7 separate regions of the Mus musculus genome follow, and all the other regions are linked to region 1. A link is a loop called in an ENCODE intact Hi-C map of the cell type or tissue named here. Cell type or tissue: heart. All regions are shown on one strand. Region 1 holds the start of Ltbp1 (latent transforming growth factor beta binding protein 1). Region 2 overlaps Ltbp1 (latent transforming growth factor beta binding protein 1). Region 3 has its middle 74 kb from the start of Gm31759. Region 4 overlaps Fam98a (family with sequence similarity 98, member A). Region 5 overlaps Ttc27 (tetratricopeptide repeat domain 27). Region 6 overlaps Ltbp1 (latent transforming growth factor beta binding protein 1). Region 7 overlaps Ltbp1 (latent transforming growth factor beta binding protein 1).

Evidence for each region. Peaks named below come from ENCODE experiments on the same cell type or tissue, not always from the same donor. Only the 100,000 strongest peaks of a DNase experiment are listed, where the experiment ranks them.
Region 2: a loop joins it to region 1, with 6 times the contacts of the local background. A loop is called at or near these places in 13 of 42 quality-filtered maps.
Region 3: it touches region 1 in a loop (2.3-fold over the local background); 7 of 42 quality-filtered maps call a loop at or near these places.
Region 4: a loop joins it to region 1, with 3 times the contacts of the local background. A loop is called at or near these places in 10 of 42 quality-filtered maps.
Region 5: a loop joins it to region 1, with 4 times the contacts of the local background. A loop is called at or near these places in 10 of 42 quality-filtered maps.
Region 6: a loop joins it to region 1, with 3 times the contacts of the local background. A loop is called at or near these places in 6 of 42 quality-filtered maps.
Region 7: a loop joins it to region 1, with 2.0 times the contacts of the local background. A loop is called at or near these places in 6 of 42 quality-filtered maps.

What each region holds. Positions count from the first base shown.
Region 1 is chr17:75,002,921-75,006,920 of GRCm38, forward strand. It overlaps Ltbp1 (latent transforming growth factor beta binding protein 1), which reads left to right and starts at 2,609. Exons shown (of 34, transcript NM_019919.4): 1 at 2,609-3,441. The coding sequence starts at 2,966. In heart, CTCF peaks have their summits at 2,135 (motif pointing left) and 3,494; DNase peaks (open chromatin) are centred at 2,151, 2,591 and 3,291; H3K4me3 peaks cover 2,103 bases; H3K27ac peaks cover 3,697 bases.
Region 2 is chr17:75,073,355-75,077,354 of GRCm38, forward strand. The region is part of intron 3 of Ltbp1 (latent transforming growth factor beta binding protein 1); the gene reads left to right. Among named protein-coding and RNA genes, the nearest start is that of Ltbp1, 70 kb to the left of the region's middle. In heart, a CTCF peak has its summit at 2,144 (motif pointing left); a DNase peak (open chromatin) is centred at 687; H3K4me3 peaks cover 295 bases; H3K27ac peaks cover 3,138 bases.
Region 3 is chr17:74,874,076-74,878,075 of GRCm38, forward strand. No RefSeq gene overlaps it. Among named protein-coding and RNA genes, the nearest start is that of Gm31759, 74 kb to the right of the region's middle. In heart, no CTCF peak of the experiment used is centred here; a DNase peak (open chromatin) is centred at 1,856; H3K27ac peaks cover 3,783 bases.
Region 4 is chr17:75,534,810-75,538,809 of GRCm38, forward strand. Fam98a (family with sequence similarity 98, member A) reads right to left here. Exons shown (of 8, transcript NM_133747.2): 8 at 2,277-4,000. The coding sequence ends at 3,393. Among named protein-coding and RNA genes, the nearest start is that of Fam98a, 15 kb to the right of the region's middle. In heart, a CTCF peak has its summit at 2,063; a DNase peak (open chromatin) is centred at 3,822.
Region 5 is chr17:74,731,530-74,735,529 of GRCm38, forward strand. The region is part of intron 5 of Ttc27 (tetratricopeptide repeat domain 27); the gene reads left to right. Among named protein-coding and RNA genes, the nearest start is that of Ttc27, 16 kb to the left of the region's middle. In heart, a CTCF peak has its summit at 1,524 (motif pointing right); no DNase peak of the experiment used is centred here; H3K27ac peaks cover 234 bases.
Region 6 is chr17:75,370,212-75,374,211 of GRCm38, forward strand. All of the region lies in intron 31 of Ltbp1 (latent transforming growth factor beta binding protein 1), which reads left to right. Among named protein-coding and RNA genes, the nearest start is that of Rasgrp3, 64 kb to the right of the region's middle. In heart, CTCF peaks have their summits at 102 (motif pointing left) and 2,347 (motif pointing right); no DNase peak of the experiment used is centred here.
Region 7 is chr17:75,386,574-75,390,573 of GRCm38, forward strand. It overlaps Ltbp1 (latent transforming growth factor beta binding protein 1), which reads left to right. Exons shown (of 34, transcript NM_019919.4): 33 at 2,857-3,006; 34 at 3,799-4,000. The coding sequence ends at 3,980. Among named protein-coding and RNA genes, the nearest start is that of Rasgrp3, 47 kb to the right of the region's middle. In heart, a CTCF peak has its summit at 2,077; no DNase peak of the experiment used is centred here.

The sequences.
Region 1 (4,000 bases):
TGTGAAGGCCAGAGGAGGACACTGAATGCCCTGTGTGATCATTTCTGCCTAGTCCCTTGAGGCAGGGTCTTTCATTGCACCAGGAGCTAGGCTGATAAGAGCAAGTCCCTGTATTCTTCTGTTTTCCTTCCCCTACAGTGCTAGAGTTATGAGCTTCTGTGACCATGTGGTCTGCTACTATGTGGGTGATGGGGATTTGAACTTAGATCTTTATGGTTGCACACCAGGTGCTCTTACTTTCTGAGCTGTTTCACAGAAAACACTTCTCTATAGAGCCATAGATCAGAGTAAAAACCAGTCTTACTGCAAACTCAGCGATTACAAGCAGAACCTCAGATTCTCTAGAAACTGAGATCCAGGCAGGTGGAATGACTCGCTCAAAGTAAAGTAGCAAGGCTAGGCCCCCAGGGTCTGCTTCCAGCTGTGCTCTCTGTAGACAGCTGCTTCTGTCCTGGAAGCAGTGTTGATATATGCCATTCCCCCATCCTGGACCTGGGAGACACTTGTCAGGAAGACTCACCCAGCACTGAAGACTAGTAAAGACTTCTTGTTGATGCTGCTGCCTGGGTCATTTCCCTTGTCTATTCTCCTCTGCCCTTCCCATCCCATGGCCTCTCTTATCAAAGTGCACTCAGCCTCGCCTCCTGCTTCCTTCCACTGCTCCCTGTCCACTGCAACAACTGCTTAGAAAAATCCCTATATGACACCTAGAATCTTCATCGGGGCAGGTTTGACTTGCAGCTAGGAAACATTCTCTGTTACGAATTGTCCACAAGATGACAAAGAATTATGGGCTAAACTAGGTTCTAGGACCATGGAAATCAAGCAGTGCCTTGTGAGATTTCTGTTATTTTTCTCTAAGCATTACTTAATTCAGCTGCTTAGCTTCTTTAATGCTTTATTTAGATCTTGTTTCCTCAACCAGATAGGTTTCCTTTACACAAAGGCTTTGTGCCCCAGGATACTTTGTAGCTCTAGATAGATACAAAGATGCTGTGTATCTGCTGGTCTTTTGCACAGCGGGCATTTGGTAGGCATTTGTTCCCTTGTACTTTTGCATCTAGAACTCAAAGTTGCAGACTTGGGACAGTGTCTTGACCCTTCTTTTCATCTGGTTCACTTTAACCCAGCTCTAAGGTTGGACTGGAGTTATCCTGTTCAGGGCTGGGAGGGGCTTTTCACCCAGTTTGTGTGTGTGTGTGTGTGTGTGTGTTGAGAAAGCAGAGCTTCTGAGAGGAAAGGTGAAGTGTCCGTGGCCTGTAGCCATTAGTGATCATTTTATCTGGAGCCCTGGTCTCCTCCCCGCGACCAGAGCTATTTCTTTGATGGTAGTGACTCTCTCAGACAGTGCTCCTTCTGGAAGCCTGTGTTCAGGCTGCTGGCCTCCAGGCCCACTTCCCTCAGAGCAAACGCTCACCAGTATTTCTGTAATGTGCAGAGAAAAGTAGGTGACTAGATTAGTCCTCAGCTTGGAATGATTTTTCCCACTATCAGTATTTCTGAAATTATTCTCACTTGCTATCAGTTGTCCTAAGCGGATGCAGGGAAAACCCTCAAACAAAGAACAATCAAAATTACTAATATGTGAGAAAACCCAAGCCTGGGAAAAGACCCTTTTTAATTCACTTAAAAATATTTATTTATTTTATGTGTGTCACTGCTTTGTCTGAATATGTGTATGGGCGCCTGAATGTCAGAAGAGAGCATCAAACCTCCTGGAACTGGAATTTTGGATGGTTGGGAATCTAATCCAGGTCCCCTGAAAGAGCAGCCAGTGCACTTAACCACTGAATTATTGCTCCAGTCCCGGGCCTTTAAAAAATTGTTTTAAAAAATATACAGTTATTATCATGGACTTTTGATTGCAGTCATGTAAAAACAGCATTCATTCTGTTGACATTGTCTTAATTCAGATGTTAGCAGTAAAGACGTCATTTCCTGGTTTTCTTCAAACTCTGTTTTGCACGAGAGAGAGAGAGAGAGAGAGAGAGAGAGAGAGAGAGAGAGAGAGAGAGAGAGAAATTCCTAAATGCTCCATTCCACTCCACTGCAAGGACCACCGGCAGGGCAGCCTCTGCGATTTTCTTCATCTACACGGGCGCCCCCTGCTGCCCATCCCGCATTCTTGACCCTCCAATGTCAGGAGCAGGGTACCACAAAGTCTTCCGGAGGTTGCAGTCCTAAAGAAAACCTTCCTTCAGACTAATAGAGCTAATCACTTTCCAATGGACAGCTCACGCTACCTCGGATAGCCTTTTCTGGGACCGGACCTAGTGTTTTAATCCAACTTCTGCAGACAGTATCCGAGCAAACTCGAGTAAAAGTGCCTGCGCTTCCAAACTGTATTACTCGAATCCTTTCCGGCTGCTAGAAGGAAAGGGCCGTTCCCTCACCTTGCTGAGCCCTTTGTCTTTTCCTGGCGCTGGGGAGCGGGAATCCCTGTCCACCCGACCCATAGCCCCAATATCTGGATGCGGAGGGTGGCGGCTCATTCTCCGGCTCATCTCGAGCTTTCCCCAATTAGGATTTGCTGCCTGACGTCACGTCTGCTGCAGATTGGCTGTTCAGATCTGACACAGGGCTCCACCGGGGAGAAGAAACTTTTAAAAGACTTTGCAGCCGGGGCTGCCTCTGAGCGTCCAGCGCTCACGGTCGTCCTTGCTCACCCTCGCGGGGTTGGCGCCCGTAGCACCCCAGCCGCACCCGGCGACACCTCGTCTGAGCCAGGGGACCCTCACCTTGAGCAGCTCGCGCCCCTCCCCTCCTCTCCACCCCAACTCCCGCCCCCTGCTCGCCTCCACTCCCGGCTGGGGTCCGCTGCCGCTCAGCCGCCCGCAAAGCTCCCTCCCCTGCGGCCACCCAGTTGGTCTCCACCCCGCGGCGCACGGGCTCTCCGCAGAGTCCTTGGGGATACCGAGGGAGCGCGCCGGGGCAGGACGAGCCGCGCGGCCGGAGACTGCCCGCGATGGCGGGAGCCTGGCTCAGGTGGGGTCTCCTGCTCTGGGCAGGGCTGCTAGCGTGGTCTGCGCACGGCCGGGTGCGGAGGATCACGTACGTGGTGCGCCCGGGCCCGGGACTGCCGGCCGGAGCCTTGCCTCTGGCTGGGCCCCCGCGGACCTTCAACGTCGCACTGGACGCCAGGTACAGCCGGAGCTCAACAGCCGCCTCCAGCCGCGCCTTGGCTGGGCCCCCAGCCGAGCGGACCCGGCGCACCAGCCAGCCCGGCGGCGCGGCCCTGCCGGGGCTCCGATCTCCGCTGCCACCCGAGCCCGCGCGTCCGGGGGGGCCCAGCCGGCAGCTCCACTCTAAGGCGGGTGCTCAGACCGCGGTCACTCGCTTCGCCAAACATGGCAGGCAAGTCGTGCGCTCCCAAGTGCAGCAGGACGCTCAGAGCGCCGGGGGCTCCAGACTGCAGGTTCAGCAGAAGCAGCAGCTGCAGGGGTAAGCCCACGCTCTGCCTGCCTCGCGCGCCGGGACCCGCCGAGGCCCGGGAACCGTCTCCTCCCCGCCGGAGGCGCTGCGGGAAGGGGTGGGCACGGGGGAAGCCCGCTCACTTTTTACTGGTGTTTAACTCTCAGTGCATTGTTACCCAGCTGCGGGGGAAACACAAAAGGCATTTATTTCTTCCCCGGGGCGTAACCTCCTGTGCGCAAACCCTTCTGCTCCTAGACTATGGGCGTAAACATGAAGTCACTACAGCTTAATCCCAAGGCATCAATTAAACTTCTTGCAACTCGGTTTTTTATTTTGGTTTACCTAATGAAAAAGGGATTGTGAGTGAAAGCTGGCTCTAAAGACCCAGCTCTCCTTGAGCATCCCAGAAATTGTATACTTGGGTTTCCTGGCACCTGTGGGTCCTAAATTGGTAAGGGGCTGGGGGTGAGACTCCACGTGAACAGCAGTAGGAATTAAAGTTTGTTATTCGGTGCTGGTAAGTATCCCCACTGAACGGCTTTAACCCCATTAATCACAAGTTAGGATGGGGGCGACTTAATTTGGA
Region 2 (4,000 bases), 70 kb after region 1:
AGGATGGCTGGTCACACTGCACCCCAGGAATTCTCTGTTTCTGCCACCCCAGGGCTGGAATTAAAAGAGTGTCACCGTATCCAGATGATGATGATGATGATGATGATAATGATGATGATGAAGAAGAAGAAATGTGTGTTCTTCGGGGATCAAATACAGGTTCTTGTGCTTGCAAGCCTAGCATTTTTCCGGTTGATCTATCCCCCACCCCAACCCCAGCTTTCTTTAAATTCTTATCTACTTCATAATTCTGCAGGATAACTGAGGTCACTGTCACACTTGCGCCCTATAGATGTTATTCAGATGTAAACTGTCAGGGTGGCCCCAGATCAGCCACTGCTAGGTTGTAGGTCCATGCCCCGATCTGTCTTTGATTTTTATGTGAACAGGTGGTAGTGTGCACGAGCTGTGTAATAATTCACACAGGAGCACCGGTCAAAATGGCTCAGCTGTCTTCAACTTTGTACTGTCTCTCGTCATTCATAAACTCATTAGATGTTTTCCAAAGAAGTTCGTTTACAACTCTCAGTGCCTCTAAAACGGCTTGCCGGGTTCTTGTAGAATGCCTCCCCCGCTTTTATCCTATTACTCATGATGGGTGATACAGTCGCTGACCATGGGAGCCTGACCCAGAGCTCAAAGGGACATTGTTTATTTGCTAGGTCCGTTAGTTGTTTGGGGACTGTTGGTACAATGAGCACCACTTTGCCAAGTGCAGAGCTGTTATCTCTGCCGGGTGAGGAGGAAGCCCTCATGGAGGAGACAATGTGCCCAGTCCCCCTCTTTGAGCCTGAGCAGGAAGTCTGGTTTCTCTCAGGATATGGATGTCAAATCTATCTGGAGAACTCACATGCAGCCCGGCCTTCTCATTTTCTGGGGTAATGCTTGGTGGTTTTCTCCGTCTCCTGGTATCCTGAGGCAACAAAGGAGGGTGCTTAGCTAGTCTAGAAAAACTAGTTTTTCTCATTAAAGACACTAATAATTCTCTCTCCTGGCACTTTCCCCTCATGGGTGCGAAGAAGGCAAAAGAAGTGAATTTGAATTTGTTCGTTTTAAAAAACAGGACTGGCTTGAAATGAGTTCTATATTTACCAAGTGAGTTTATAGCAGGCCAGATAGTTGCTAAATATAGAGGAGGTCTTGTAAAAGTCCACGCAGAAGGGACGCCTTCTACTTTTAAAGTTCTTGAGAAATGACTACTTGACATTTATCTCCTGGTTTGGATGAGAGAAATGCCGAGTGAAGTCCCCACCACGAAGGAGGAGAGGCAATGTGGAGCTTCAACTCTGTCAGGTTCCTGCCTTCCTGGCAACAATTACTGCCCTTGGGAATCTTTGAAACAGACCTGCGCTTTGCCACCAATGGCGATGGGTACCTTAGAGTGCTCTGCCCTCCACAAAGACAGCGGCAGCCCAGGAGTTTGCTCTCTGTATTTGAACTTTTCCTCACCTTCCTCCATTTTGGTTCCCCACAATAAGAAAGCTCGTTGTAAAGCTATGTCAAGAGCTGAAGCCTTAAGCTGGGCAGTGGTGGCGCATGCCTTAGAGAGAGATTTCTCCTGTTCTGCAGCGTGAATACTTGCTATTGGTGCCTCGATAGAACGTATTAAAACAGCCAAAGGATTTCCAGTGCACGAATCGCTACTGTCACAAAGTGATCTCTAAGACTTACAGCAGCCCCTGCTGTAAGTGGACCCCTCACAGAGGTGATGCCTCGCCTGCACTTCTGTTCGGAGCTTCCCTGCGTTTACAACATTCTTCGTACTTTTCCTTGCAGTTTCTCTTCCCTGCACACAGAGGCATACAGGGGGAGCTTCAGCAGAGCTTTGCATAACATTAGAAAACGTTTTTCCGAAACGCTAAAGTGGGCACTACACAGCTACAGTCCTCATGCTAAGAGGTGGAGACAGGTGTTCCCTTGAGCTTGTTGGCCAGCCATGTTACCAGGCTGAGTGAGAAACACCGTTTCAACAAAGAAACAAAGAAACAAACAAGCAAGCGGTAGAGAGACTGGAGAGATGGCTCAGCGGTTAAGAGCACTCAGTACCCTTGGAGAGAACCCAGGTTTAGTTTCCAGTACTAACCTATACGGCTGCTCACAACTGTAACTCCATTTCCAGGAGTTTCTACGCCCTCTTTTGGCCTCTGTGAGTACTGCACCCACGTGGCTTCCAGCTATATATGCAGGCAAATCACATACAAAAAGAATAATGTGGATGTGATAGAGAAAGACAATGACGTCGACTTCTGGCCTCAGCATGCGTATGTGCAAAAGTGATGAAAGCCTTTTAACGTTTTCTTTTCTCTTTTTGCCTGGAGAGGAAAGGTATTGATAGTGGTAAAGGCGCTGCCTGCAGTGTGTTCCATGGGTACTTAGAGTGTGAGTCGCACTCCACTGGGCTTACACTGCTTGTGTTTGTAAAGTCCCAGACAGTTTGGTGCTGAGTTGGCCTTTCCTTAGTGCTCTTCACCTGCCTGACAAGTCTGAGAGGCAGATGCAGGCTTTGCTGTCGGCCTGATGGTGCGGAAGAAGAGGACTGTGGCATCATCCCAAGGCTCCGTTGGAATACGAACTAAAACAGGACCAGTGATTGTTTTTATCACCATATATGTCTTCCCACCTTTCAAGCTTGAGGTCACCTGGGACTGATGAGCAAAGGCATTCTTATGCGCCATCCATGTTAAGAACAGGACATTTCACCGGGTGGTGGTGGCACATGCCTTTAGTCCCAGCACTCAGGAGGCAGAGGCAGGTGGATTTCTGAGTTTGAGGCCAGCCTGGTCTACAAAGTGAGTTCCACCCCACCCCCTGTTTTAAATGTGGGTGCTGGGATCAAAGTCAGGCCTGCAGGCTTATGCAGTAAGCACTCCCATCCACTGAGTCACCTTCCCGGTCCCCTGAGGGACTGGAATAAAAGAACTCTCGAGGTAGACTTTGAAGGAAGAATAGACCATAAGGTGAGATGGGGGAGATGGCCCGTGTTCTTTGAGAGCTCTGTACACTGCTAGGCCCCATGAGAAAAGAGTGTCCTCAAGCAGTTTGATAAAGAACCGACGATTGCCTTGACTTAAATTCTGGTCAATTATGTTGAAAGACTTCTGATAGGAACTCAAAAATTTTCATCTAAAAAGGGCAAGTGCTAGTTTGGGTCCAGTCTGTTCCCCAGTTTAGTTGTTTCATATCTGCACAGTGGAATGACGCTGTGTGATGGATGGTAAGAGCCGGTGTTTACTGGGTGTCTGTGCTGTGCCAAGCATTGCTCTCATTGCTTTGGGGGACGATATTATTTAATCTTTTCAAAAGAATGTGAAATAGATACTGCTTGTCCTAGTATGTTTTATGCTGCTATAGCAAAATACCTGAATCTGAATACAAAGAAAAGTGGTTGGTTTATCGCTCTGGAGGATGATAGCCCAAGACTGGGTGACCATGTAGGTATGGAGGGAAGAGAAGGAAAGGACAGAGAGGAGAGGAAAATGATATAGAGAGAAGAAGCAAGCAAGTGAGCCAGGGTTGATTTTTAATAGCCCCCTTTCAGTAATGAATCTAGTTTCTTGAGACCAAATGTAGTCTTAATAAAATGAGTCCAGTCTCTTAAGAAAAATGTCAGTCCACTCTCCAAGCAGTTTCTTCAGGACTCCAAAGCCTCCATTGTCCCAGGTACTTAGGGCTCAGCACAGACCAGTTTCCTTCAAGTTGTAGTACTAATTATCCCCATCTGACATGATGCAGCAGCTCAGGTGTTGGCTGGGGGTGTTAAGGAACTTGTCTGAAGGTATTCATCTATTTTCACCTGTGCCCTCCAGCCTGCACTGTAGGCACTCTGCAAATGTAACCTCTAAAATGCGGAGGCTTTAAAAATTGTGTTTGTGTGAGTTCTCTGTCATTGCTGTTACAGCTGCCACACGTCTAGTCCTTTCACACATTTGCCTCATCGTTCTGAGGTAGGAAGCTCAGATGGGTCCCAGGGAGCTATAAGGAGATGTCATTGGCACTGTAT
Region 3 (4,000 bases), 130 kb before region 1:
ACTCCAAATGTAGGCATACTTCCAATCCTAATTTAATAATCATTTTCACCTAAAAACCTTTCTCTTCCCTCCATACCCCTGCCAAGAGATGATCTCATTCCTCTGGGTATTTTTCTTTTAAATGGGCCTCTCTCTCTCTCTCTCTCTCTCTCTCTCTCTCTCTCTCTCTCTCTCTCTCTCTCTGTGTGTGTGTGTGTGTGTGTGTGTGTGTGTGTGTGTGTGTGTGTGTATGTGTGTAGGCTCATGTCACTGTGTGTATGTTGAGGTCAGAGAGACAAGCTTAGGTGCTAGCTCTCCTCTTTCAACTTTGAGGCTAGATCCCTTGTTTGCTACTATTATGCCAGGCCAGCTGGCCCATGGGTTTCTGGGAATTCTCCTGCCTCTGTCCCTTAAATCAGTGTAGGAGCAGTGGGATTGCAGATGTACTACTGTGCCTGGCTTTCCATTGACTTTTGGCCTGGTTTTCTAGTTCTACAATTATAAACCATGACGATTGACTTGGATTATACTTCCACATCACAGTGATCATTGGAGGAAGTCAGGACAGGAAGGCAAACAGCAGGGACTGCTGTATACTGGCTCACTCCTCAGGCTGTTTTCCTATAGAACCCAGGACTAGCAGCCCAGGGATGCCACCACCCACAACGGAATCCCATCAATCACTAACTAAGAAAATGTTCTACAAGCTTGCCAACAGCCCAGTCTGATGGAGGCTTTTTCTCAATTGAGGTTCTCTCCTCTCAAATGACTTCAACTTGTGTCAAGTTGACAGACAACTAGCCAGCACAGTTATAAAGATTCAAACTCTAACACTTGCAGGACAAGTGCCCTACCCATTAAGCAATCTCCACAGCCCCTCTCTTTGGGGGTTTGTTCATTGAACTTCAGAGCTATGGGCTCATTGGTCACCCAGTTTAGAGAAAGAAGAAAGGACAGAATAAGAGCCTGTGTACCTTAATGTTTTCTTAATGATTAGTGTTAAGATTCCGTTTGTGGTCTACCATGAGGCTAGGGCAATAGCTACATTTGGATCCTGTGTCTACAGTCTGCTGTCAGCACTCCCAGGGGTCATACTGTGCCCTCGCCGTGGTCTTTCAAGCTGCCTCAGCTGTAAGATGGGGTAAGCGTATATCATCCTGGAGCTGTATGCAGATGGGCATTCACGTGCTGGGCTACCACAGGGGCAGGGCAAGCATTAATCCCTTTCCTCTGTTTCTTTAAGCTGGACAAAGTAGGGTTAGAAATTGTGAGTCTATGAGAACTAATTATTTCCAGCTCACACATCCAACCACCGCAGCACATTTACCACAACAGGCCTGGGGAAGCACACCCAGAACCCCAGCACTGGGGACCCTGACACAGGAGGATCTTGGTTTTGAAGTCAGCTGGGCCTCTTCAGTGAGACCCCCATCTCACAGGGAAAAACAAAAGACCAGATCTTTCTCCATTGGTCCTGGCTGCGTGTCCCTCGCTGTTTCTTTGTCTCTGTGGAGGTGGCTGAGAACATATGTTCATTGTATCTGTACTTAAAGGGGTTCTCTGGAATTCTCTCATTTTCTCCAGATGACCTTGAGAAAGAAAAGGGTATTTGTGTTGGCACACACAGCCAAGGGAGAACACGTGTATGGGTGGAACATATATATCCAGTCATAGATGGAGATGTGAATATTTTTGGCTTACAAATTGATTTTCCTTTGCTATTATTCTCAGGCCAAGGAAGCCCCAATTACTTCAGGACTTTCCTGGAGTAATTAATTCACCTGGATGGTTTTCCTCTCCTCCCTTCCTGTAGGTCCCTGCTCAGGAACTTGTTCTTCATTACCCAGAGATTGTTAAGCCAGGGAGTGCCTGCTCCGGAAAGAGGCTGTGTTAGAGGCACACAAAGACACAGGGGCTAAAGGAAACGGAGAACACACCCATGTGCTCTCCGTCTCTCTGATCCTTGTCTGAGGGATGCTCTGTCCCAGGCAGATCTTGGAAATGTCCACAGAGGAAGAAGGGCACTGGGAAGGAGAGGGTCCACAGGGCGGTGAGTGGACCGAGGCCTCACAAGTGGAATTTGCTTTAAATACCAAAAGTCATAGCAGAACCAGAACGGTTCAGTGGCACTGAGGACGTAGAAGCATTTAGAGGCAGCCCGGGTCAGTGGGTGTGATGGCTGGTAGTGGATGGGACCCTCAACTGAAGAACTGCTGGGCCAGGTTGCCATGTGAGACGGCATTCTCTTGATTATTAGTTGATGTAGGAGGGGACATCTCTCTGTGGTGGTACTATTCCTACACAGGTGAGTCTGGGCTGCATAAGAAAGTTAGTGACTAGGAGTCTGGGAGCAAGCCACTAAATAGCTTTCCTTTGTGGTCTCTGCTTCAGTTCCTGCCTTGAAGTTCCTTCCCTGGATTTCTTCAGTGGTGATTGTCTCACCTTGAAGCATACGCTAAAATTCTTTCCTCCCCAACTTGCTTTTGATTATGGTGTTGACAAGTACCATGCAAACAGAAAAAGCAAACAGTAACAGAAAAGCAAACTAAAGTTCCATGTAGGAGCGTGTGGGGAGAAAGGCCCACATTGAGCCCATACTGATCTTCTCTGTGTTCGCCCTGCTGAGGCAGACAGTGCTCGGACAGTCTGATATCTGGTTCTGAGCCTGTCTTCGTCTCACGGGTTGGAAGAGGCCAGATCTGACCCCATTCTCAAGACATCTTTTAACAGGAGTTCCCTCCAAGGCTAGGAGGGTCTTTTTGTTTTGTTTTGTTTTGTTTTTCTTTTTAAATAAGTGACCTTCATAGTCCAGCTTATTTTTATACATTGACTTATTCTCAGGCTAACCTCAGGGCCTAAATAGACAGGCTCAACAGAAGCCTCCGACCTGGAGGGCTTATTTTTTAAGGGGGTGGGGGGCAGGAAATGTTTCATTGCCTGGCGTGGAAAGAGGGGAATAAGAACTTTAAAAAGGCTACCCCATTAAGATCTTAGCCAAGGCCATGGGGACTTCCAAATATGTCACATTTCGGGAGCAGCGACTGCGTGTCGAGAACCTGAGGAATTTATGTCGCATGGAAAAGTCTCAGTAGTGAGGAGCTGTTCCTAAAATAGTTCAAAGAACAGTAGACTCGACAGGCACACAGCACATAGCTACTGCCTGCTGTGCGAGCGGTGAGGAGGGAGGGGGAGATTTTCCAAGTTACCAGGTCTCTCTTTCCATACCTCTAGAGTTTGTTGGGATAAACAGTTAGGTAAAAAGCCGGCTGTGTCATGGAAAACTCACCATGGAAGATCTTTCTGAGGTAGAAGTTTCCTTTATGTTTGGGATTTGGGCAGCTCAGACTGTTCCAGGTATCTGAACCAACGCTGCTGTGGTGTGTCTCCAGCGTCATGTGATGGATGGAGTGTCCTCACTACAATATGGTTGGGAGGTGAGACCTTTGATGAGGCTGTGAGGGCTCTGTCCTCATGAACACTGACATTTTGGAGGGCTTAGTTATCACAAGGGTGGACTCAGGATGAATTTGGTCCCCTTCCTTTTCTTGTACACGCAATGCCCTCTCGGCCTTCTGTCATGGAATGATGCATCAAAATGCCCTTTCCAGATGCTGTGTCCTCCCTCCATCCTGGATTTCCCAGACTCCAGAACAGTGTAACACAAACCTTTCTTCTTCCTAAGTTAACCAGTCTCTGGCTTTCTGTTACAGCAGCACACTGATTGAAGACAAATACCACTCCAATCGCCGCACTCAGAATTCTTAGTTTCTGCCCTACTCTCTGATTCCCATGTGGAAATTTCCACACAGGATATCAAATGGTACTTTCTTCACTTTCTGAACAATATCCTATGTATTGATCTGCTTTTTATTGTTGTGATGAAGTATTCTTCTCTCACCCCATACCCCATTGCTCTGCTTCTCCCCCCCCTGCCCCCATTACATCCATGTTCTTCCATCCCCGGGGTCTCCCCAACACACAGTGGCCCCCATGTCTACTGGTACTCCAAATTAAACACATC
Region 4 (4,000 bases), 530 kb after region 1:
ACCCTAGAGGCACCGCCTGCTCCTGTTCCCATCTGCCTGGTGCAGGTGTTCGCTGCAGCCTTCGTCATTAAACAGGAGGCACACAGAAGCATTCGGTCAGGCAAAACATAGCTACATTGAGTTATCTTTTTCTTACTTATAACCTTTGCATTTTGCCCAAATCTGTACCATTTCTATTTCTATTACACATGTACACGAAGCTTCTTGGGCCATTATCTCACTGTTCGTGCTTTATAAGACTGCTCCCCTTAAACCTAGTCCCTACTCTAGTCCATGAATTAGATGAATTACACAGTTTCCAAACTGGTACACACCAGTTTTTATTGCTGTGTCACTGAACAAGAGGAATATTTCTAACTATAGTCATGCTAAGGAGGAATAAAATAAGATCAGGGAGAAGTCTTACAGAGCCCCGTATGTGGTAATGAGCACAGCCTGAATCTATTTTTCTACCTAGGTAAACTCAAAGATACTTTTACAAGGCCTGAGGACATGGTGCATGCCTGTAATTTCAGCACTTGAGAATTGGATGGAGGAGGGTCAGTATAAGGTCACTCTGGGTTAAAAAACTAAAAGGACATCAGCTGAGTTTAGGAAGAACCCATACAACAGAAATAAAGATGGGAAACGCTTGGGGGAAAAGGTGATTTGGCCAGTGGCAATCAGTTCCGAGCATGTAGAAGTGGTTCGAGTCCTGATAGGCAGACTCAGTCTGTGTCTGGTGCAGCCGGACATCAGCCAGACTGGTTCTACACATTAAAGGTACAGGACCCACCCATGGCAGGGCTCAAGAGTTCTCAGCACAGACTCCCGGTTCCAGCTCCTGATCTTGGGTGGAACAATGTATAGGCCTACCCGGCTTGTTCCACAGATGGCTTAGTGGTTCATGTGAAAAATCTTGATTCTCAAAGAAATCCCCATATGCCTTACCCCAGGTAAATCACTACTGACCACAAGGTTAAGAGAGTCTACAAGATCAGCTGCGGTATGGTTGGTGGCATTTGCCTGTAGAGCCACGTGTTTGGGAGGCTGGGGTGAGCCCAAGAGTTTGAGGCCAGTTTTGACATATTGTGATTCCAAACACAAAGAAAACAAGTGAAAACAGAATATGCCATCATTTAAGGGAACATTCTCTGCAAAACCCAACAATGCTAATGTGGTAATGTTGGTGGCTAGGATATCTTATCTAGAGAATTTATGGTCAAGGGGAGAAACTAAATTCTTCTATGGCTTCTCAATGTGGAGAACAATGTCTAGTTTAAATCATAAACAAGGATGAAAAACTTAAGGTCACTGTGGAGAAATCTACCATTTGTTCTCAAAAGATCATGCCTGAGAAAACAACCTTGTAATAATAAATCAAAATTCTACCTGTCAAGAGTAAGTCTAGTGGGAGGAAGACTCTGGAGTCCTGGATTACGGAAACAAAGCAAGTATCTACCTGAGGTAAGAGGAACCACCTACAGTAAACCTATGTATTCACTGCTGTTTAAGAGAAAGCCTACACTCTAATTCATTTTAATAAAGCATTTTGAACATCTTGCAATCACAAAAGGTAGCTGAAATTTGCTAAAATGAATAAAAGGATCATATTGGTCTTTCAAGGATAGTTTTAGTTATCATAAAACCCCTATTTCAATAGTAAAGTATTTTAAAGATAAGACCCCTTGGGGGCCTGTGAGATGGCTCAGAGTAAGGTATCTATCTGCTCAGGCCTGATTACTGACGGATGCAAATTTGACCTCCCAGCTCCCTCTGTTGGAGGGAGTAACCAACACCCGAAAGTTGCCCTGTGACCTTAAGATACATACATGCTCCACTCACTCACACACACACACACACACACACACACACACACACACACACATCACACCATAATAAACCTTAAAGATGGTCCACTTAGCAGAAGATACCATTTCTCTAATAAGTACTTTGTAGTTTCCAGGTCACTTTCTTCTAAGAAAACCACGTCTGCTTTTAGGGAGAACGGGAAACAAACCCTCTGAGGTTAGGGAGGGGCATTACTGCATCTTGCCTAACATGTGTAGCAACAGCTACACCCAGTGGACAGAGTCAGAGGAAGGCTTTCTAGCCGTACTGTTATAAATAAGGTAAATGTGGAAATAGCTTTTCCCCCTCCCAGTTTGTTTCAGTTTCCAGAAAAAGGGCTACCTTCTACTTAAGGAAATACCATTCAGGAACAAAAGCCTTACTCCATAAACCTGACACAAACGCACAATCTGGTATGAAAATAGCTAAAAGAAAACTCCCAGAGCAAGGAGAGAATGTGCAGGTACTTTATTGCTCACCTCTCACACCAAACACACCTCCAGCCACTTTCTTTCACAGCTTGACAGTGTTTACATGTACAAAAACCCGGCAGAAGCATTGAGTGATTTCAGGATAGACGTGGAGAGTGACTCAGCCAGGCTTCTGTCTTCTGCAGCAATAATGAAGGGCCTCCTGCACGGAGCAGGACTCCATCTCACTTCGTAGTGCACGTCCATCACAAGAAAGGTCCCTTGCCTAAAGCAAGCTAACTTGTATATGCTGAGCCAGTAGCATTAACTAGTGCATGGAACAGATGTCTGCTCGCCATTTCTTCTAGCGAATTTCAAGTAAAAACAAGGGTGAAGGAGGAACGTTTGTCTCGGATGGATGCAGGTCTGGTTTGAGTTGCTATACTTAACTAAGTGCCTACAGATACTACGGTTCTTGACTTAGTTTGCTTTTGTTGTTTTTATGGGTTTTGGCCGTGTTCATGGGTTTTGGAGGAGCATATGGTACAGTATTCCACCAACAGGATAAGGCTACTGAATGTGCTATCTGCAAAAGAGCTCATGTAATAGGAACCAACCCAACAGGTCTACCAAAAAGAAAGGTGACAAACATCTCTCTGAATAAAATGCCAATCAGGGCAGAGCTATGCTCGGAGAATAGACATCAGAAGGTAGCTTACGAAAAACATACATGGGTTGTTAATATGAGGAAGGTTTCCCAGCATTAAATATAAAAAAGTCCAGGCAAATCCTCATTTTCAAAACTTGCATATTGAAAATGTGAAAACTATTTTATTCAAGTAATTTCTTCAAAAAAGCATGTATGTTCCAACTGGATTAGTTTACCGGTCAACTAAAGGCAACTTAAATTGCCTTTAAAATTTGTTTTTCATAGAAAGAAGAGATATGTTTCTTAAATAAACAGTGTTATGTAAAACTGTTTAGTAATAAAAAGAGAGAAAGAATTGAATGAAGACCAGCAAATGGTTATCCTAAGCAGGAGTATGCCTGCTACCTGTGGTCTTACATTCATTCCAAATAGATGTTGGATTCAGGATTCTGAAACTAAGTTTCTATTACTTGAGCTCTAGCAAAATGTGAGTTTCTGTAGCCTCAACTAGTATAATGTCTTCCTTGTCCAAATCCAGAATGACTATACTGATAGCCTCCATGTTGGAAGTGCTGTTCAAACTGGCCCCCTTGATGATAAGTCTGGCTCCCTCTTCCTCCCCAGCCTCCTCCCTGGCTTCCACGTCCTCCCCGACCCCCTCGACCACCTCTTCCCCCACGACCACTGCCTCGTTCACCATGGTGCCCACCATCTTGGTATCTATTGTCTTGCTGGTATCCACCGCCCTGGTAGCCACTTCCTGTATATGAAGATGTCTGGAAACCACCATAGCCACCAGCTTGGTAGCCACCACTGTGGCCACCATGATAGCCACCAGGCTGGAAGCCCGAATCTCGATAAGCACCGTCCTGATAACCACCTCCACTTCCACTCCCTCCATCTGTCCAGCCTCCTTGATGTTTATTTCCTCTTCCTCCCCCTCGGCCACCGTGGTCATAGCTACCACGTCCACCTCTCCCTCCTTGTTCATGACCTCCTCGTCCTCCGTATGAGGAATGTTCATAACCACCTCTCCCTCCGCCTCGGCCTCCTGCTTGCTGCTGGGGGCCATCTTGTCTTTTCTGCCACGGTGGCATCTCTGGGGGTGGAG
Region 5 (4,000 bases), 270 kb before region 1:
ATTATTATCATTTTTAAGAGGCTTTACTAGAGCTAGAGTAAACTGATCTACATTTTACCTGGAGTAGGAAATTATTCTTTTTCCTTTGAAGAACCAGAAGGAAAGCTTAATTTTAAAGACATTTGATAGAACATGTTTTCCTGAGGATGGCAGCAGAAGACACTTTTGCATTGGCCTTATTGTTTTAATAGTTTATAACACTAAACATAAAGTGTACTAAAATGAACGTGAGAGATTTCCCAGAGTCACGAAGCAGACGAGCTTGCCAGGGCTCCCTGCTGCTCCTGCTGCCCACCCCCTCCATTCCCTAGGAAAGCCTTCGAGGAGAGGAGGGCACTGGGCACCTCCACAGTTGCTTCCAGGCTCCCTTTGCTTGCGGAATGGATTTTCTTGCAGAAGCTGCCAAATAGAGCTGGAGAGATGGCCAGTGCTCTTCCAGAGGGTCTGGACTCAGTTTCCAGTACATGATAGCAGCTCACAGGAGAGCCAATATTCTCTTCTGGTTTCTATAGACATCTACTTTGATGTGCATAGAATCACACACACACATATATAGTTAAAATGAAAAATAGAATCATAAAAAATTACCAAACCAAATCTCTTAGTGTAAAGGAGTATTTGAATACAAATGTACTTGAGGTTAGTAATGAATTTCTGATTTACAAAGCTGGGGTTTGATTTTGGCTGTGCCTGGTTCCAAGACCCATATTCTTTGACATCCTGAGTCTAGTGCAGTGTGACTGTGTGTGTTTAGTAGGGAGTCAAGGGAATGGGGGTTCCTATAGCTCTGGTGGAGGCACACTGATCAGTCTGTGAATGAGGCAGCACACAGTGAAGGCATGAGTGAACTGCAGGAATCTGGATTTGTTTTTGGAGTCTGTTACCTTCAAGGGTTTATCTGTATATTAATAAGTAGGCTAGCAGAGTGGGAAGGATTGTAATATACATAGTAATTTTACTCAACTAGGTGATTGGTTCAAACTACCCAACTTTTGTTTTATTTTGGATAGAAATATATAAGCATTTGCTATTTTAGTAAAAATGGACATCTATACATGATTTAAAAGGAAATATAGTCAGTATTTAAAAATTGGCTTATTTGTATGTTTGTCTTTGGTTTTTGAGAATTTTTAGGTAGTGACAGCACATGGGACAGTTGACACAAGAAAGTTAAACCATAAGAGGTTAAGTGTTGCATGTGTGTCAACAGTTTCTCTGTTCTGAGACCTAACCCTGACTAGAGAGAGCAGATGAGTATAGTGGTGTGGCCTGCTGAACCAGCCATAATGGGCTGAAGCAGGATAATCTCTTGAGCCCCAAATTTCTGTTTGAACTAAGACAACATAGTGAGCTCCTGCCTTAAAACAAAATAGCACCCCCAAACCAGTTAATTTGCTTTTCTGTACAATAATACATATCAGATGCACCCAATTTACTTTTAAAGTTTATTTTGTTTTACTTTTTATGTGTGGGAGTTTTACCTACATGTATGTATGTATGTGACCCACATGTGTAAGGTGGCCTCACAGGCCAGAAGAGGGCACTGTATCCCTTAGAACTGGAGTTAGGTTAGATGGTAGTGAGCTGCCATGAGGGAACTGGGAAATTGGACAAGGGCTCTTTGGAAGAGCAGCCAGTGCTCTTAACCCTGACCATACTTTTTTTAGGTAACAAAATTGAACAAGTTACCTTTTTTTTTCAGTCCTTGGCTTTCATGTTTCTCCTTTGAGCCTAGGTGTGACATTCTCTTTAGAATGGAGGGAGAGGTGGAGCTTGGAAAAATGAGGACACAGTACCTATTTTGTAGGCAGTGTGTTGTCTTCTGATTTTAGCAAGTAAGAACTATGTAAACTTGGTCTTTCCTGGTTTATGCCACCACATGTTTTTGAAATGAAGTGAGGTTACTCTGTAAAAGAACTGTGCAAGGGAGCAGCCTTGTAGTTCACGAAGCAGGACAAAAGTTTGAAGCCAGGGAGGGGTGCATTGACTGTCATTGATGGTGATGGGAGCCAAGGTGGTTTTCCTGGAGGACAAGGAAGGCATTTGGAAGAGAGTGTTATGAGAACCCAGTCCACTATTGAACTTTATATAATGACAGTTGCATTATACTCCAAAGGCTGTTATACAATTTCTTATACTTCACTGTGCTTTTGTGGGAAATTGATTATTGAAAAGGAAGGCCAGGTGTTGTTACTAGGAGTTTTTTGTTTTTAAAGCAAACCTAATTTGGTGTAATTTTGATAAAGTTATATTTATTCCTCTTCCACATTGTCTCATATTAATACACCTGTATCTGTTGCTACATCTGTAATATGTCTTAGTAACTAATCTTTGTAAGGAGTAGCCTTCATTATTAAGGAAAAAAAACTATAAAAACTCCTATGGTCCTTTAAAAGGTTGGAACCATATTGTGTGCTTTAGAAGGAATTTTTGTTTCTAGAAGTTATATTTCTATTAGTTAAAATTCAGTTCAAAAGCAGGAATGGTTAACTGAGGTAGTTGGAAATCTGTCTGTAGGTAACTCATACCCTCAGTGGCCTATGGCGTTTCTGCAGTGGGTTTGAGCACATCGTTTGCTTTGCCCTGCCACCAAGAATTTTTATGTTGTTCTTCTAGGCTAATTAACATTTATCACTTTATCTGGTCAAAAAAGAGTGGCTTTACATAAGTAGACATTTTAGCTATGTCTGAAGTGGTCTGTAATATTTCATAAATAATCTTATTTAAAAAATATTTTGGGGGCTGGAGAGATGACTCTGCGGTTAAGAGCACCAACTGCTCTTCCAGAGGTCCTGAGTTCAATTCCCAGTAACCAATGGTGGCTCACAACCATCTGTAATGGGCATCTGATACTGTCTTCTGCTGGACAGTGTACCCACATATGTGAAGTAAATGTGGTTGGAGCAAGCAGGGCCGGAACAAATGTGGCCAGCGGGGGGGGGGGGGGGGGGTGGGGTGGGGGGGTGGGGGTGGGGGGGGCAGGGCGGGGATATTTTGTTCTGGAGGATATTATATTTGAAATATTGCCCTTGAAGGATCATCAGAGGTTGTCAGGAATTTTTCAGCTTGTAGGACATATGAAAGGGTTTTACGAAGAGCTGAGATCTTACTCGTGTCCAGGAATGTTACTTCAGTGAGATAGATAGAGCCTATCACCGCATGCATCAGCACTACTTCGCTAGGCACATCACATTTATGAAAGGAATAGGTTGGAATCAGGAAACATACAATCCTCAGCACAGTGTGAGGATTCTTTGAAATGCTGGACTAGATGAACCACGGTTCTGCAGGTGACTGTTGGAGCAGATACTGAAGTGCATTGCATGGAGTGTGTGAGGTGGAATAGTGCCATTTGAGCTCATGAAGACACTGTCTACGAAGAAATGTGTAGTGTCTTCTCCCTGCAGCTGTGTGACCCTGGGGTTAGGGTGTTCTCACAGCCAAAGACTGATGTATTCAGTGATAAAATTTCTTTTTGATATTTTGGAATGAGTGTTATTAAATATACCATTTAACACAGCATTAAAAAAAATCTCTTGGGAAGAGATTTTGCATTTAGCTTGTGTTTTAAATGTATGGGTTGTCATTTTGTCTAGATGGTCATGAGTATGAACAGAGAACTTACACAGTACCAATAATAAGTATATGTCTATTAACCAGCATGTATCTCTTTTACTTAAGCCTACCAGAGTCTACCAGAGCGGAAACCCTTTTTTTACAGTTGACTCATCTGTCAGCTAGCTGGTTCTTGAATCCTGTTAGTTCTTCCCCAAGGGTTCCATATCTGGCTCCCTTTCCATTCCTGTCCCAATGTCCTTGTCTGAGATCTTTGGAAAGGCCCTGTGGAGATCATGCTGCCTAGCTAACTCATTTGACAGAGTCAAGTTGACTGAGATACACGCGCGCACACACACTCTATAGGAACAGAAGAGAAAACACTGTCCCCCAGGGGACAGCAGAATGATGGTCTGGGCTTCCTAGCGTCAAAGCTTCCTTCAAG
Region 6 (4,000 bases), 370 kb after region 1:
GGTCTTGATGGAGAGCTCCCTTCTAAAATGTATGCATGTCAGGTGCTTACCTAATGGGTTAACTAATGGGTTAACTGCAGTGTTGGGAGAGTGCCCCCTGTTGGTAGTCTCTTGTACTACAGCATACATCCACCTTAGAAGCATTCTTGAGAGCTCTGGTATTATTGGTCAGAGTGGCCCTCGCTTTCATTTTTTTGTTACAGTCTCAATGGAAATGGCAGTGGCACAAAGGCACACATTTCAATCATATTTTAATAGTGGTCAGTATATTAGAATTGTTGTCCTTTTAGATTGCAACTAAGCAGTCTGAAGATACAAATGCATATGAATACTGGGGTCACTAACTCTTTTGGGGAACACATCTTATGGATGTGTTTGAGTGACAGAAAACCAAACACCATAAGGAGAAATGAAACTGCCTGTGTCTGGAGCCGACTGATGAGCTGTGATACATCTGTCCAGTGGAGAATACTCTGCAGGCATTTTCTAACTGAAGCACAGCTACAGAGCCTGGTAGAGAATGCTGCTAAGCCATTTTTTAAACTTTTATTACATTTACTTATCGTGTGTGTGTGTGTGTGTATGTGTGTGTGTGTGTGTGTGTGTGTGTGTGTGTGTGTGTAGTGAGATCCTGTAGGTCTGGGTCAACAGGCTTGCCAGAAAACATCTTTACCCATTGAGCCATATTGCCAGCCATAGGCCATATTTTATACAGAGGCATAAAACAACTTGAGTAAACTGTCTTTTGCGTAATACATTCAAAGAAAGAACATGCATAGCTGTGTTGATGGCTTCTTATAAATTTATATCCTTTTCACTACTTGAGTTTGTTTTTAATACATATATATTGTATACAATCATCTCATTTAAAATAAACAGAAATGTTGACCTGAGACTTGAACTCAGAAAGCTGGGACTAGGTGTAATTATGTCATCTCTGTTTCCCGTGTGGGTGTTAAATGAGTGACTGATAAATAGCATGAGATGCATGAAGTGAATATACATGAGGATCCATGACAGTATTACCTAATGTCTCCTGTTTAGGTGGACGCTACCTAAAAGAAAGGATTTTCTTTTCAAATGATTAAGTTGCATAAGCCCTTCATGTACCTGCCTCTTAACACCAGTGTTATGGCCAGTAAGTTATGTGCTTCTCGGGTTGACAAGAAGAGAGATCCATTTCCTGAGATGCAAATCTAAATTGTATATCATTCTCCTGTTTTCACTTTCAACTTCAATCTAAACTTTATATTTAAATTTAAATGTATTTAAAACTATACATTTCTTCCTTCATTTTGTTATTTACCAAACATACTCTCTATAGTAGGCCAAAAAGTTTGTGACGTGTTCACAATTTATGTTTGGAAAGACAGAATTGTGAACTAGGGTGTTTTATTCCTAAATCTGTCTCCTAAATATACGCATGATACTTTCCCTGTGTCAAAATGCTGTAAATCTAATCTAGCACCACCTTTTTATATGGTTTTACCCAAGTAAAAGAATTTAGACTCTGCCTTAGAGATGACTGAGCCCGTGACTTCCACATCCTCGCATGGCCTGGCTCTCCCACGTTCTCAAAGATCCCAGTGTGAGCTGTTGTGTAACAGTCCTGAGGTGAGAAGGAAGACAGACATTTGACTTGCAGGCGACACTTGAAAAAATATTGTAACTGGGCAATAGTTGTAAAAACCCTTTCAGCGTTGATGGCGTAAGGGCTTTTCCAAGAAATGTCTTTCCAGAGAATGTTAATAATAACTCGGGAACATCCCATTTGGGAAGCACAGCAGAGGGCCACCGCGTTTTCTTAGGAGACCCAGGATCCCACTCTGGTTCGACGACTGGTTCTCCCCGCTGCACTAGGCACATGCTTTCAAATCTCCTGTATCTAAAATTAAGAGCTCTCTGTGAACTAATGACAATTTAATCCTGTCTTAGTGTGAGCGCATGCAGCCTTTTGGCCACATGTTCTGTACACTGTGATTCCCGAAAAGTAACTGCGATCCAGGTAGAATGGAGGATGGCTAAGCTAGAAGCTCATGCAAGCCTTCTAAGCTGAGTTGGAAGTATTCCATGAAGGCAGGGTTCACTTCTGTGGGGTTGAATGTTGGTGTCCAGGGAAATTATATGCTGTGTGGAATGGCTGGCCTGCAATTTTTACTGTTCCTCACTGAGAGATTGTTGTATTTATTTAGAAAATGAAACATCACCCCTCCCATAAAGCAAAAAAAAAAAAAGCTTTCTTTTTACAATGGGGTGGTTGTAAAACAACATTCAATAAAGAATTATGTCTATACATCTGTTAGCCTGGTTCTTCCAGCGTAGAATGGCAGTACCAACACCTGCCTCAAGGTGGCGATCAGGTGCTAGCTGTGCTACTGCCTGGGTTGTAGGACAGTAAATACCCCTATGTTAAGTGATTATTATTAAATCCCCTTCTAGAAAATAAGTTGAGTTCATTCCGGTTCTACATGGTTACCTTGTTATACAGTGCCAGCATCTCTTTGAAGGGAGGCAAGCATCCAAACCAGTATTCAAGGTGGGCATTCAAGGGAGTTTAGGAAGAGCTCTTAAGGGTGCCAGAGCATTTAGGAACGGGTATGGCCCCAATAGCTCTGCATGCTGACAAAGAAGCTTCCCTTGTGCCCTGCGGGCTTCTCTACCAGTGCACCGTGTGAGCTACGAGGGAGGCTTCATGCCTGTAGAGGGCCAGCTAATGACAGCTTTTGAAGCGAACACTCGATGTATTAGATCTACAAAATGTAAAACCTAGACTCTAAGCGGTTAACTTGAATATATACAGCATTTCACCCTAAAACAACCTCCTAGAAAATGCATTTATTCTTTCTTCTTGTTTCTGTCTCAAGGAAGACATTATATGTCCTGCTGTACATAAGTCCTAACATTGTCATAAATTGTTAAGCCTTCCCTTATAAATTGTCCGCTTGATGTCTCGAAAGTTCTGTAGCTGATAAGATAGCCCACAGCTCTTAAAATTTTTAATATTTAAACAGCCTTATTAATATCAGAGAGGTCAAGCTTAAATACAGCGGCTGAGGATGAGGCTCAGTTGGTAGAGAACATGTCTGCCAAACGAAAGGCCCTGGGTTGGATTCCTAGCACCACATAAACCCAGCATGGAGTTGCACTGCTGTGACCTGAACACTAGGGGTGTAAAGGCAGGAGGCTGAGGGCGTTCAAAATAATCCTCGTCCTCCATAGCGAGTGCAAGGCAGCCTGGTCTAGATGCCCTATCTCAAGAACATATAAGTAATTTGAATTTCTTTGTATATTTAAATACTGTTCACTCACTTATTCAAATTAATTTAACTCTCTTTCAACCTAAGGTCCTAATTCTTAGAGCAAATACCTTTCAAACTGAAATCCCAAGGTTTTCCCCAGTCCACAGCTCTTTTAAACACAGTCCACATCCATAGTACCCAGGGGCAGGAAGGAGAACTTCACTCTGAAGAAAGCGTTCATACACTGGCCCTCTTACATCTGCAGTCTGTAGAATCATCATTTTAGGCCACCCGAGGTCACTGGGTAGAGAAAATCCAAGATTGACTCAGGCAGTTATTGGAGAATCAAGAGCCAAGACACGAGGCAATCGTGCTCTCTCCAGCCCCATGTGTCTTTACTGTCTCCGTGTGACTAGGATCGTGTGGCTGTCACGTGCATTGGTTTTTGTAATTAGCTTTCTATGAGTTGGCTCCTAAGTGTTAATAGGACAGAATCAATTCAACTCTATCCAACTGCTTGTTGTCACCCACAGGAACTAGGTCTTATCTTGAGCCTCCCCACCATGCTGAAGGTTCCCTGTGGACAGTGTTTTTGTGGTCCCTGTCTCTGAAATGGGAAAGGGATAGCTGACCTGGGAAAGTGGCTCCATCAATGGCTCTCAGCCTTCCCAGTGCTGCAATCTTTAGTATAGTTCTTCATGTTGTGGTGACCCCACAACTATAAAATTATTTTCGTGGTTCCTACTGTCTTGATCATAATG
Region 7 (4,000 bases), 380 kb after region 1:
GTGCTTAGTAGTCTTCCTTTTTACCAACAAGACATGACCCTGAGTCCCTTCACAAAATGGGCCTGAGAACATCCACAACCCCAAGACTATGATCACATCATATTACAGGGAAGATTATAGATCAGTAAGCCTTCTCCTTAAAAAGAAAAAGGGAGAAATAGCAAGATCCAAAGAAAGCCCACAAGTCCAGAAACAGTAGGTAAGTCTCTAAGCAACCCTGCCCCTGCCCAGCTCGTACGTAGCCTCTACTGCACTGCAGTTCCCGTTTCACGACTTTCCATGCTGAACACTCCTGAAGCTCTCGACGATGGCAACATGACTCTGAGGCACCTTTCAATTCACAAATATCATCATACATATTGGTGTCACACTAGGCTCCTATTTAGCAACATAGAGAGTTGTCATGTGGGTCTTCATCTCCGGATTTGATTCCACAAAGGCCTTTAAACAGCCTACATGGCAGAAACTTCTCCCTGGCCCTGCATACACTCTGACTGGTAGCAAGGGCTTCTGGCCCTGCTGCAGGAGGCTAGTGATGGATGAATGGCTAGTGATGGAAGAGAGTCTAAGTGAGAGCTCTCATCACCTTCATGGTTTGTGGTCTCCATTACCTTCAGTTTGAGCAGTATTACCCAAACTGGAACTCATTAGTGCAGAGATCACTCTATGTTTTTCTGAAAGGCTAGATGTGGTAGAAATTATTTGATCCCAACCTGGAGTTTCTACCCCTCCTTTGACCCTTTAGTTCCTGTATAAAAGACACACAGAGCCTTCATATTTACAATAAGCCTTAAACAACACAAGACTCTTTAGCTATTAGAATTTACTTTCCTATTGATAACCTCAATATTAATTACTACTTACAGTGTTTCTTCTGGGCTGCTCCTAACTCCAATTGGCCAGCACTCAGGGACATGTTTTTATAACTCACCTAACCTATGACGGCTTCTCCTTCCTCTTGCACCTTCTTTTCCTTGTGGTCCTTCTGCAACCCCAAGCCCAGGAAACCCAAACCCCACCTATGTCTCTTCTGCCCAGCTATTGGCTGTTGGCATCTTTATTTAACAATCACAAATAAGGTCACTCTGTAGTCTCTGGGGCAACCAGTCTTGGGGGGGCCTAATATTAGCATTAGAATACAAGCAGCATCAGGCCAACCCACTACAGCTAGATATGGTAATGTTTTTGACTTTGCAGGCCACGTGGTCTCCGTTGTAGCCACTCAACCCTGCCACTGCTTCACAAAAATAGCCACAGGGGGTTCTGGCAGCTACTGGATGTACTCATTTACATAAAACAGGTACCATGTCAGATTTGGAGCAGGGGCTTGAGAATCCAGAAGTGTCTGGCACTCCCTAGAGATTCCTGGGTTGGAGGAGGCTCTTATGAATCAATTTTGGTGGCCTTAGCTGAGATACATAACAGTGGGGATACAGACACGGAAGAGGCCAAACTCCTCTAGCTAGGTAGGATTCCCGGTAGAGGAATAAGGATACCAAAAAACTTTCCACCCACAATTTGTCCTGTCTAAAAGAAATGCAGGGACAAAGATGGAGTGGAGACTTAGGGAAAGGCCAACCAATAACCGGCCCAATTTGAGACTCATCCCATGGGCAAGCAACATTAATGATACTCTGTTATGCTTGCAATTAGGAGTCTAGCATAACTGTCTTCTGAGAGTCCCCAGCAAGAAAAAAAAAATCCAGAAGTATTTTGAAGAGGTCTTGAGTTCCAGTTGTTAATGGCACATTGCAATTCCTATAACAAAATGTAATCTTGCTAATTATAAAGTTGAAATTATTTTGCTGTGATACGTTGGATTTGAAAATGCTTTCATTTCATCACTAGTCTGTATTTCTCCAATCAGCTTTCTGTGTCTGCTATTTCTTGATGGCCTGTTTCTTTCTCTCTGTAAATTTTGGGAAGGGGACTTCACGGATGTGTTATTTTTTTTAAGTGGGTGTTTTAGTGGGCTCCTATGCAAATTAAGACTTCCTAGGCCTTCAATAGCAACAATATTTTGCTGTTCTATTGGAGAATCACCTCGGAGGCCCGGTAATGCCCCTTTGGAGAGAGAAGATAAACTGTGACAGTGTACTTGGGGGATTATGTATTTATATTTTCAACTTCTCTCTCTGGGAAGATAGCTCAACACTTCCAGGGCTGGCCGTGTTGTTTTTATATTGTTAAAACTCTAGATGTCTCATATGGTTTTAGAGCTTGTATCTAAACTATAAAGAGAGCCAAACACGAGCTTCTTTGTTTTCTTCCTTTATTCTAAACACAAGTCTGATGTATCTCCCATTTGTCAAGATGTTTGGAATCACTTCAATGGACTTGATCCTTTGGGCTCTTGTGGAAGGCTCCGTGGGAAGCCAGAGTAAACAGACCTCACAGGGCACAACCAGCCTGGCTCTTCTTTGGTTCTACAATTCCCAAATGCCTGTCCTCAAACCTGGAGCCCTCTTAGAAAATACCTACAGAACCCTGGTCAGGAAGTTCACCAATCCAATCCCAGAAGGCTTTCTGACTGGAAATTCATATAAAACATTCAAAAAGTTCCACATTTCCTAATTTGAAAGACAAAGCTCAAGCCCGTGCTTGCTTTCTCATGTTATGTGGTTTCAGTATAAAGCATTGGAATTCAAAGAGTGGACTGGTTCATATAAAAAACTGCATCGTTTTATGCTTAGCACCGAGTACAGGTATACTTGATAGCAAATTCTAAAGCTAACATTAAAGTATCTAAGACAGATAAATAAAATAAACCAGATCTATAATAATAATAATAATTCAGTTTTCAATAGGGTAGGAGGGCAAACACTTCTAACCTGGCTTCTGCCTTTGCCTTTGCAGGCTTTCTAAATAGCTTTGAGGAGCTACAGGCTGAGGAGTGTGGCATCCTCAATGGTTGTGAAAACGGCCGCTGTGTGAGAGTCCAGGAAGGATACACTTGCGATTGCTTTGATGGATATCACCTGGATATGGCCAAGATGACCTGTGTCGGTAAGAATGAGAGTGTCCGTTAAGAGACACTTTCCCTGGTGTCCCCTGTGACTGGCTCTGGTCAGCTGAGTATGTGTCAGATACATGGGTGGGCTTGTGGTTTGGAAAGATGAAAAAAGGTTCTAGAAATATGCATGAAGTGTAATAATACTTCATGTCACATGACTATACACAAAAACAGTTAAGGTAGTCAATGGTATAGTCTGTATTTCTTTTATGACAGCTAAAACTCATAGTTATCACCCCATATAAGAAGCCTAAGTGTCATATTTTTCTCATGGTCAGAGACTGAATCCCAGGACTTTGTGCCTGCTACTCAAGAACTGTACTGTGAATGATGTTCTACCCCCAGCCCCACCCCTAAAAGGCCAGAATGTCTCAAGTAGTTATTTTGACTTTTAAATTTAAATTTTGACAGTTCAGTAATGACTCCCCTGAGTATGTGAGATAAATATAAAAGACTGAAGGCAACTAGGAAATAAACAACTTCCCTAGCAGTTATTTTGGATAAAAATCTTTAAAAAGAAAAAATCACCATTCACACTGTAGCTTGGATATATTAAATATCAAGCCGACAAATGTTGACATTGTATTAAATAACAGGGCAATTCCAGACTCTCCCTGATCACTTATTTTACTATGTATAAAGGCTTATCTTGCATATTGAGAGAGGTAAAAATGAGGAAACTGTCTGGTTTATGTGGCCAAGAACTGTGGACAGCACCCAGGCTGGCCGCTGCGTGTCACTGGTGAGTAACGTAGCATTAAACACCGTGGTTTGGTTTATTGCAGATGTAAATGAATGCAGCGAGCTGAATAATCGGATGTCTCTCTGCAAGAACGCCAAGTGCATTAACACAGAAGGCTCCTACAAATGCTTGTGTCTGCCAGGCTACATACCATCCGACAAGCCCAACTACTGTACACCCCTGAACAGCGCTTTGAATTTAGACAAAGAAAGTGACCTGGAGTGAAGGAGAAGAAGCTGCGTAAC